Linked DNA regions of Homo sapiens: region 2 is linked to region 1. The links are chromatin contacts, found by Hi-C or POLR2A ChIA-PET in ENCODE. All regions are on one chromosome and are shown on one strand. Each heading gives the region's core, a stretch centred on a gene start or an enhancer-like site at or near the end of the contact. The rest is flanking DNA. Distances are from core to core; before and after follow the strand shown. Region 1 overlaps FMN1 (formin 1). Region 2 overlaps FMN1 (formin 1).

What was found. Hi-C counts contacts between places; a loop is a spot of excess contacts on that map. ChIA-PET counts read pairs that join two places held with the same protein, here RNA polymerase II (POLR2A). Pooled maps may share reads with other maps.
Region 2: a loop to region 1 is called in a map of B cell, with 2.8 times the contacts of the local background. The contact joins two enhancer-like sites. A Hi-C loop is called at or near these places in 3 of 168 maps with a recorded cell type or tissue (B cell, MCF 10A and breast epithelium), 1 of 37 single-sample maps with no recorded cell type and 2 of 50 pooled maps. POLR2A ChIA-PET finds 5 or more read pairs at or near these places in 6 of 52 experiments (AG04449, AG04450, BJ and 3 more).

The regions. Positions count from the first base shown.
Region 1 is chr15:32,832,223-32,836,522 of GRCh38, forward strand. All of the region lies in intron 17 of FMN1 (formin 1), which reads right to left. Among named protein-coding and RNA genes, the nearest start is that of GREM1-AS1, 120 kb to the left of the region's middle. Within about 2 kb of position 1,274, at least 2 of the 41 ENCODE cell types and tissues checked have a DNase peak (open chromatin) inside an H3K27ac peak, as active enhancers do.
Region 2 is chr15:32,868,979-32,873,702 of GRCh38, forward strand. The region is part of intron 16 of FMN1 (formin 1); the gene reads right to left. Among named protein-coding and RNA genes, the nearest start is that of GREM1-AS1, 150 kb to the left of the region's middle. Within about 2 kb of position 1,618, at least 2 of the 41 ENCODE cell types and tissues checked have a DNase peak (open chromatin) inside an H3K27ac peak, as active enhancers do.

The DNA.
Region 1 (4,300 bases), core at 24-2,523:
TGAAAAAACATTGACCCTTCTCAAAGCCCGATGGATTTAATGCTTTTGTTAATTCTGAATTCCAAGTCTAGGGGTTGTCTGTTTGTGGTGTATAAAATAAAATACTATATGCCTGCCTCAACTTTCCTTCTGATGAAGCTGTAATTTGCAAAGGAGCTATTGTTCCTCTATGGCTTCCCTAATTTTTCTTCACAGACAACTGTGCTTCAGTGTGGAGAGGGGTTTCAGTGTATTGGCTGTTGAGATGATGCTGTGAGTATTTTCAAGGCAGAGGGGGCTGGGTGCGGTGGCTCACACCTGTAATCCCAGCACTTTGGGAGGCCGAGGCGGGCAGATCATGAAGTCAGGAGATCAAGATCATCTTGGCCAACATGGTGAAACCCTGTCTCTACTAAAATACAAAAAATTAGCCAGACATGGTGGTGAGTGCCTGTAATCCCAGCTACTTGGGAGACTGAGGCAGGGGAATCGCTTGAACCCGGGAGGTGGAGGTTGCAGTGAGCTGAGATCGCGCCACTGCACTCCAGCCAGCAGAAGGAAGAGCTTTTTGAGATGGAGACTCAGGTAGTGCTTGGAATTGCTGATAATCCAAGGCCTGATGATACGGGGGTTATTTGCTGAAGCTTCTATTTCAACTCTCCTTTATGACCCCGGGTTACCTAAATATGTTGCCTTCTAATGTTGTTTTGTGAGAGGTAGGAAGTAGGGTAGACATCATCAGTCTTAGATTTGTCAATGGGAGAAAACCAAGGGACAGACTTTTTTGCCGCCATTTTGTCCTTCTAAAGTGTTAGCTCCTTTTTCCCACTTTACAACTCCTCCTTTCTCCCCTCCTCCTCTGCTCTGCTCTTCTCCACCGCCACCACTCCCAGCAGCTGTTTATTAAATGCCCACTGCATGCTAGCTTTCTAATTTCTTCTTGTCTCTAATGGTCATATTTTAGGATGTCATTCCTCTACTGACAGCTACCACTTCTAGAGTAATCCTAACCTGTAATTCTTTTCTTAGAGGATAAGTAGAAAATACGTAATGGGAGGTGGGGGGAAATGGTTTTGATCTTCAATTAGTGTAACTGATAGGGAGGAAAGGGCTTGGGTTAAGGGAATGTCTTATGAAGCAGCAGCTGTTTTATAAGGGACTCATCTGGAGAAGTGGGGTGTATCCTCTACTGATAAGGGAGAAGACCCACAGAAAGCCAACTAGCATCAAAACAGCCCCAGCATCCAAGCACAGAGGAAGTGAGCCTTCTGACCCCCATGATCTAATAAGCCCCAATATTAGTCCATACAGGAGATGAGCAACATCCCAGGGTGAGTGAGTCAGTCACTCAAGTCCCCGGCCCAAAAGTGTAATGGACTTTGTTTTATGGTTTAATGGACATTTAGCTGAGTTAAAAGGGTTAACAAGTCTGAACACTTCTCTGAAACCTGATGAGATATCCAAGCATCTTTTTTCTGAAGGTCTCCATTGAAAATACCACTTATGAGTAACTTCTGTAAAGAAAACCCATCTGAAAATACCAGAGATGAACCAGCTGCTTTTTTCCCCCTGAACTCTTAGCAAATGATCTAAGGGCTTAAACACATTAAAGGCCACAATTTCAACTTCTGGAATCAATAGGGCAAAGGAATGTGGGCATATTCATTTAAATATGAATTTGCTGACTCCATTCTTACTCTCTTGGGTTCCTCCATAAGCCCAGACCTTACACTAAAAGGCAGCTACTTCTCACACTGCAGCAGGATTTTGAGAACCATCGCCCTTTGTCATCTTCACCCTGACCCTTCTCATCATTTTTTCTGATTCTCAGAACCTCCTGGCATTTATTTCCAATTCAGTTCTGTTTCCTTTCACCAACTCAGGTTAGTTGAGGCTGGACCCTAGCATGCCTGTTTTGTCATACTCTGATGAAAAGCAAATTAAATTCTTGGATGGTAAACTCTTTTCTTAAACTTCTGTCTGGTTCTTTGGAAAAAAATTAAAAATTATATTTCTGTTAATATCAACCAAAATATTGAATCCATCTCAGGATCCTACATCCCTTGACCAACAAGCTGATAAAACTGCCTAGCTCATCTTAGTCAACCTCTTCCTCTCACATGGTGTGTGGAACAGAACTTGGTCTCCCTTGGGCTTCAGTAGTAGCAAATTGAGGAAGTAAGACCTTAATTACATATAACCATGTTTCCACCCTACGTTAGCTCTGTTCCCTTGCCCTTTCACATTTCAAGCTGCCTCAAGGAGGAAAAAATCAGACAGATAAAACACAAACAAAAGACAGAAAACAGGAGCTCAAGGGCTAAATCAAGACTATTAATAGTTCCTCCAAACAAAGAAACCGACTGCCATCATCCAAGCTCTGTTCATCTAATTCTTCCTTTCTCCAAATGTGGCTGAAACTCATCTCCCTTTTAGCCTTCTCTTACTCCCACCGTTATTATTTTCAGCAATTTTTCCCTAAGACAAGGCAGCAGCAGCAAGAAGTGAGAAAATAAAGGTAATCTAGGTAGTACCTTTCTTTGAACAAATAGTTTTCCATCTTTTTCTTATTTCCACTGATCTTGAAAACAGAATCACTGTTTAAAGGGGAGAAGCCCTAGTTCCCTCTGATCACCTTGGTTAATTTTAGAATGGGTGCTTCATATTCACCACACAGAGAAATCTAAGGCTTTTATTCAGGTGAACCCTTCAAAATGATAACATTATGACACCAAAGCTTTTAAAAGTCTTGCTGTTCTGAAACTGCCATTGCAGTTTGGCTTTGTGGCTTTGGATACTCTCAGAGGGAAGGCATCACCTTTGTTAGAGTTTGTGAATTTAAATTAGTTTGGGTTTGTTTGGAAGCAGAGCAACATCAGAAAATCCAGTCCCTTTCTACCTAAAAGCACAAGGCTGCTAGTGAGCAGGCCCATGAGGAAGAGCTGGAGGAGAGGGCAGGACACAGGGATGTCACCCAGCCTAGCTGGGATACGTGTCAGGCCTGACCACGTAATCACAGATACTCATGAACAAGGGAAAGCAGACTATTCAGATACAATGAAAACTGATTTTAAATAAGAGGCATCTCTTATTTTATTATTTTTTCTAAATCGTGGCTCTAAAAAAATAAACTTAGAATTATTTTCCTCTTCCAAAGTGAAATATCTTTTTCTTCCTGGCTTAGACCACCAACCAGGTTTCTGCTGCCGGAAGCCGGGAAAATACTGGATATTCTTTGAGGAAGCCTGATCAGATGCCCTATTATCCCAATTTCCAAACCAAAGATGCTTGGAGATGAAGACACACTTTTTTGGTGTGTGTTCTAAGTTGCAACCTCAAAAACTTGGCAGTTTTCTCACCATGGACTGTGATTTCCATGATGTGATGGTTTGGAAGGGTTTGTTTTCAAATAGATGTTATGGGGTGATTCCAAGGGAATTCTATTTCAATCCTCCTGAGTTGACAACCTTTCCTTCTTAAGTGTAACTTTGGTGTTCAGATAACCTTGGGACACAGACAAGGAAGATTCCCAGTGGTAAATGTCTGTGTGGTACAAAATGGGAAGGCAGAAAGTGAAGCTTGTAAAGTCATGAAAATAAGAAAGAAAGAGCTTTTCATGCATTATCTTTCACACTGTTCTTCTTTTTCTGTTTTTATTTTATTATTATTATTTTTTTGAGACAGGTTCTCACTCTGTTACCCAGGCCGGAGTGCAGTGGCATGATCATGGCTCGCTGCAGCCTCAATCTTCTGGGCTCAAGTGTTCCTCCCACCTCAGCCTCTCTGTACCTGGGACTACAGATGCATGCTATCATGGCCCAGCCAGTTTTTAAAATTTTTTGTAGGATGTGGCCTCCCTATGTTGCCCAGGCTCGTCTTGAACTCCTGGCCTCAGGTGATCCTCCCACTTTAGCCTCCCAAAGTCCTGAGATTACAGGTGTGAGCGACTGCTCACAGCTGGGATTACAAGGCTGCTCACTAGCAGCCTTGTGCTTTTAGGAAGAAAGGGACTAGATTTCTGATGTAGCTCTGCTTCCAAACAAACCCAAACTCATTCAAATTCACAAACTCTAAAAGGTGATGCCTTCCCTCTGAGAATGTCCAAAGTCACAAAGCCAACTGCATGGCGGTTTGGGAATGGCAAAACTTTTAAAAGCTTTTGGTATCATAATTTACTTTTATTTAGGAGGATAGTATAGTTCACATTTTCTCCTTTTTCACAGGTTCTATTTAGTGTCATTTATAGTAGCAATAATTCATATTCTAACTTAGCTTTACCTCAGCAACTCTTTCTCCCCTTACTTTTAGTCTCAGTACTACA
Region 2 (4,724 bases), core at 368-2,867, 37 kb after region 1:
ACTGGGCCAGGAGTTAGTAGCCAGGAAAGGCTCTCCAGGAGAGAAAACTTATGAGTTGAACTGCAAAGGTCAAGGAGGAGCTAGCCCTCAACCACAGTGAGGAAAGAGAATTAAGGTGAAATGTCATGAATAAAAGTAATACATGATGAGAACGCACGGGCCATTTGAATGAGTTAAGTGGTGTAGCATGTCTGGAGCTGTGGGACCTTCTCTCCTCAGATCACTGGTGTTCTGCATTCAGATTTTGGTGTAAAGGAAAGAGTGTGCGTAGGGGAGAAAAGCTTCTGGGCCCCAAAGGTATCCCAGGTTACACACTCAGGTGAACGGTGAAAAGGCTGGTGACCAGCCTGGTTAGGAAAAGTGTCACAGACATAAGGGGCTTGCAATTTTACTTAAAGTAGTTAGGAAAAGTCTCACTGTGAAGCTATTTGACTAGAGATTTAATCAGAGTAAGGGAGGGAGTCATGAGCAAGCTCGAGGTGGAAAATCAAAGGTGTTATTTAGAGCACATTAAGTTTGAAATGTGAATTAGACACTCAAGTATATATAAAAGTCTGCAGTCTGGGACTCATGGCTGGAGTAGACACACATGCCAGGAAGTCATTGGTATAAAATTGGTATTTAAAGTGATAGCAAAATATGAATTGCCATGGGGAGAATACAGCCAAGGAAGAGAAGGTGTTGCAGGACAAACCCTGGGGCATGTGCACAGTGGAGGAGAGGCCAGCAATGAACAGAGAAGAGCTGGTCAGTAGGAAAGTGAAGGTCTGGAGTTACATGACCTGAGAAGAAAACAGAATTGCAGGAAAGAAAGAGCAGTCAGCTCTGTGCAGAAGGATCAAGTGAGATGAAGACAGAGAAATAACACTGATTCTAGTGACACAGAGGTCACTTGTAATCTCAAAAGCAGTTCCAGGGAAGTTGGGGGTGCGGGGAAAAAGCCAGCTTGGAGAGGCGTGAGGTAAATGGAGAAAGATTCTGTAGCCACTTGTTTAAGAAGTTAAGCTACAGAAAGAACGCCAAAATGGGGAAGTCGTTGGAATTAAGCCTAAAAGATAGCTCTAGTTTTCCTGGTCAAGTGCTAAAGATCAAATGAGGCCATGGAAGTGTTGTTTTCTTGGTGACTTTAAAACTGATTTAGTTCTTATCTGCCTGGGATGTTTTTGATAGTTTCCTTTCATGGTAGTAGGACTCCTTAGAAAGATTCTTCCTTTAATTTTTCAAGAAAACTCCCAAAGCCATCATGTCATAAAAATCATTCCATACAAGAAGATATTCTCTAGGGCTACTTTGATCACGTGCAGAAGAGGTCTAGCCCTTTACAGAGCGGCTGCCTCTTTCTCCAGAGGAATGTTCCATAAAAATAAACCCACCAGGAAGCTGGAGTCCAGGGGAATCCCATGATTCTGATTCACTCCACTGAGGGAGGCTGCCCAAGATCAAATTCACCTTAATGTACCATGATTGGGAGTGAGTATTCTCCATGAAAAAATTTAAGCAGAGGTGACAGGGCCAAGTGAGGACATGCTAGTGCGCTTTAGGACTTTTGGAAAGACTTGCAAAGCTGGGCCACTGACTACAGCCTTTGCACGGAATTGTCTAAAGCACCATTCAAAGGTCCCGCCTACCAAACGTCACAGCTGAGTCAGAATTTCCACTGTGATGATTATGTGGTTACGGACGCAGCCTCGGTCTGCGAGACATTAGCATGAAACATATTCATTAATCACCTACCCATGACGAGGCCTAAATATAGATGGATTGGGCATGATTTGATTTATAGGGTGTTAAGCGATTCAAACATTTATTCAAAAACATCCCTTTCACTGGTCCCCACAAAAATCGCCACCATGAGAAGCCTTCCCTTGAATTAAAGATGGTAACTCCAGAAATTTCATTAGAAATGCATATGTATTCGTTGAAAAAGAAAACATTGTCAAGAATAATTTAATGCTTTAGTAGAAATGTATTTCTAAGATTGGTTTAGGAGGTAGGGGATTTCAAAAACAATAGGTAGGAAAGTTGTGTTAACATGGAAGAAAAAGGCACATACTGCAAGCTCTGGCATCGAGGTGGACTGTGTGGCAGGGGTCCTAGGCAGGCAGCCCAGGCATGGAGGTACCGGGCCTCTGAAGGGGAAGGGAACTCATCTTCGGGAGGAGAGCAGCGACTAACTTCTAAAAAGTATTAGGAAGGTAACATATACACACAAAGACATTTGAAAAACATTTTTAAAACAGCAGAAAAAACAAATCGGTCATGACACCATGACCAAAACACAGTCACCATCTAAGACTTGCATACTTTCTCTTTCAGGGTCTGGGCCTCGGTATCGCGCTCCTTGCCCCTCCATCATTTTATGGGGGTTGCCTTACTTATATTTGATAAAGAATTTTTTTGTATTTTGATTCTTTCTATTAACATATCATGCACACATTCTCCTGTTATTTCACAAACTCCACAAGCATGTTTAACAGCCATATAAAATTTCATCAGGTAGGCATGCCATAGCTCACTTAATTCTCCTGTAGTTGGATAGTGAAATCCTTTCTACCTTATTCTCATGGGGAGTCAGGCTTGAGCCACATCTGTGTCCATACAAACTTATTCTAGGTTGAGGGTCATTTCTTTAGGAAATGACCTAAAGATACAAGATACAAAGATAAAAGATACAAGAAATGAAATTATAGGTAAAAAGGAAAAACCTTTGTAGAATTCTTGATATTAGTGGTCAAACTGTTTTTGGTACAAAATGGGTTGTACCACAATGGGAGAGATGAAGGGGAGAGATTTTGGAAATAAAACCATTTTCTGTACCACTCTGCAGAGGTGGCTGGCTCCATGCAAGCTAGAACGGTGCCTGTCACTGTCATGTAGGGACTACGGTCATCACATTGGAAGTGCAAAACTCTGGAATGGAAAACAGTAAGAGGACCATCCATCCACTGAAGTAATTTACTCAAACACAAGACCATAACTGGTGATATATGAGAGTTGATATAGAAATTGGGGATTAATCACAGCATAAAACTAGGTTTGAGGCCTGTGCATGAAAGTAGCTCTTTTTTTTTTTTTTGAAAGGCCCTAATGTGTCACGTTTAATTGGAATGTAAATTATGCTACTGTCAGCACTAGCAAAGCTGTCTGAACTTGGGGGAAGTGTACAGCAAACTTACATCAAACACTCAGAGTTTTGTAATATACATTTATATAATTATGAGCACACAAAATTTTAAATGCTCAGACTTTCCAATCAACAATATCAAGTAATCATTTGGACATACGATTGCAATTCAAGTCATTTGTGAAGAACATATAGAGCCTATATTTTGGGGCACTCCCATTGAATAGTACTTCAAGAAGCATACAGGTATCATTAGTGCAAGACAATGGTTAAAAGTCAGCAAAGGCAGAGCAAAGTTGTTAGCTAGAACGCCTCACTCCTCCCAAAATTATAGCAACACATCTTATCCACTGCTCTAATCAGGAAAATAGTACTCCTATAGGAATGCTTAAATACTAAATATGTCCTCTGAAGTCAAAATGCATATTTTGTGGCAATTTTTACTAGAATTGAGGATTCTCTCACACATACACGTCTTGAAGGCCACAGGCCTGAGCCTCTTTATGAATCAAGGAAATCAGTAAGAGGAAGAGGTATTACAGCAATGCTGGTCTTAGGACTAGTCCCCTTCCAGCAGTGCAACAGCTGGCTACAAAGAGGCCAGTGATTAAGATACACAAGGCCTATTAGTAAAAAGCAACCTGTCCCCACATTGCTCCACCAGGACAGCTGCAAGTCTTCCACGGTTTCTCTGACCTCTGAGCCCATGTTCCCGTTTCAGCCCTCGCTGGTTAGTCACATTAACTGTAATTTTCTACTCTGGAAAGTGTTTACATCTAAATGAACCATGAGGGAATAAAGGAGAAATGACAGAAAGGCATAAAGAGAAGAGAGGGAAAAAAAAAAGGATGGAAAGTTATTTTTAAAACACACAACCTAATCTGGTGGATGAATTCTGGTATCTAGTCTTGGCTCCAGAATCACTGGCAAAGCATGGAGCTGGCAGCCACTGCTAATCAGTTTGCCACTGTCTTCAGATTTAATGCAATATTTGGCTCAGACATTTAAAAAAATCCTATTCCAGCTAAAATATTTACACAGTCCTATGTGTCTCACTTAATGCCTGTTAAGCAATCGTCTTTTAAAACTCCACAGACACTTGTAAATCTGTCGGGAGAATTGTGGCCTATAAACAAGGTTTCATATAAAGAAGGCTGCATTGTCAATTTTGGGGGAGTAGGGATTTCTTAGGATGTGTTTGAAAATAGAGTTGAATATCAGAAACAGTTTAGAGTGGGTAACAAAGTGGCCAATAGTCTCGCTTGCTGGACGCCGTTAGTGGTATTAACGGGAAGCCTCCAGACACTGATCTCAGCTATTTAAAACTGTGCTCTCCTGTAAATCTGTCATTGATCCTACCTCTCTCTTGAGTTATGGCGCAGGGACAGTTTCTGGTCCAGCAGCCCCTGGTAGTCTGCATCCTAGGGCCTGTCAGGCTAGAGATGATGAGCTGCTGGAGCCTTTAACAGGAGGCTATTACGTGGTTATACGTAAAGTGAGTGTGTGTAAGCATCTGAGGAAGGATGGGGGACTGCTAGAGGAGAGGGGGAGTTCTGGGCAGGGCTGATGTTGAGAAGAACAAGACGGCTGAAATGACAAA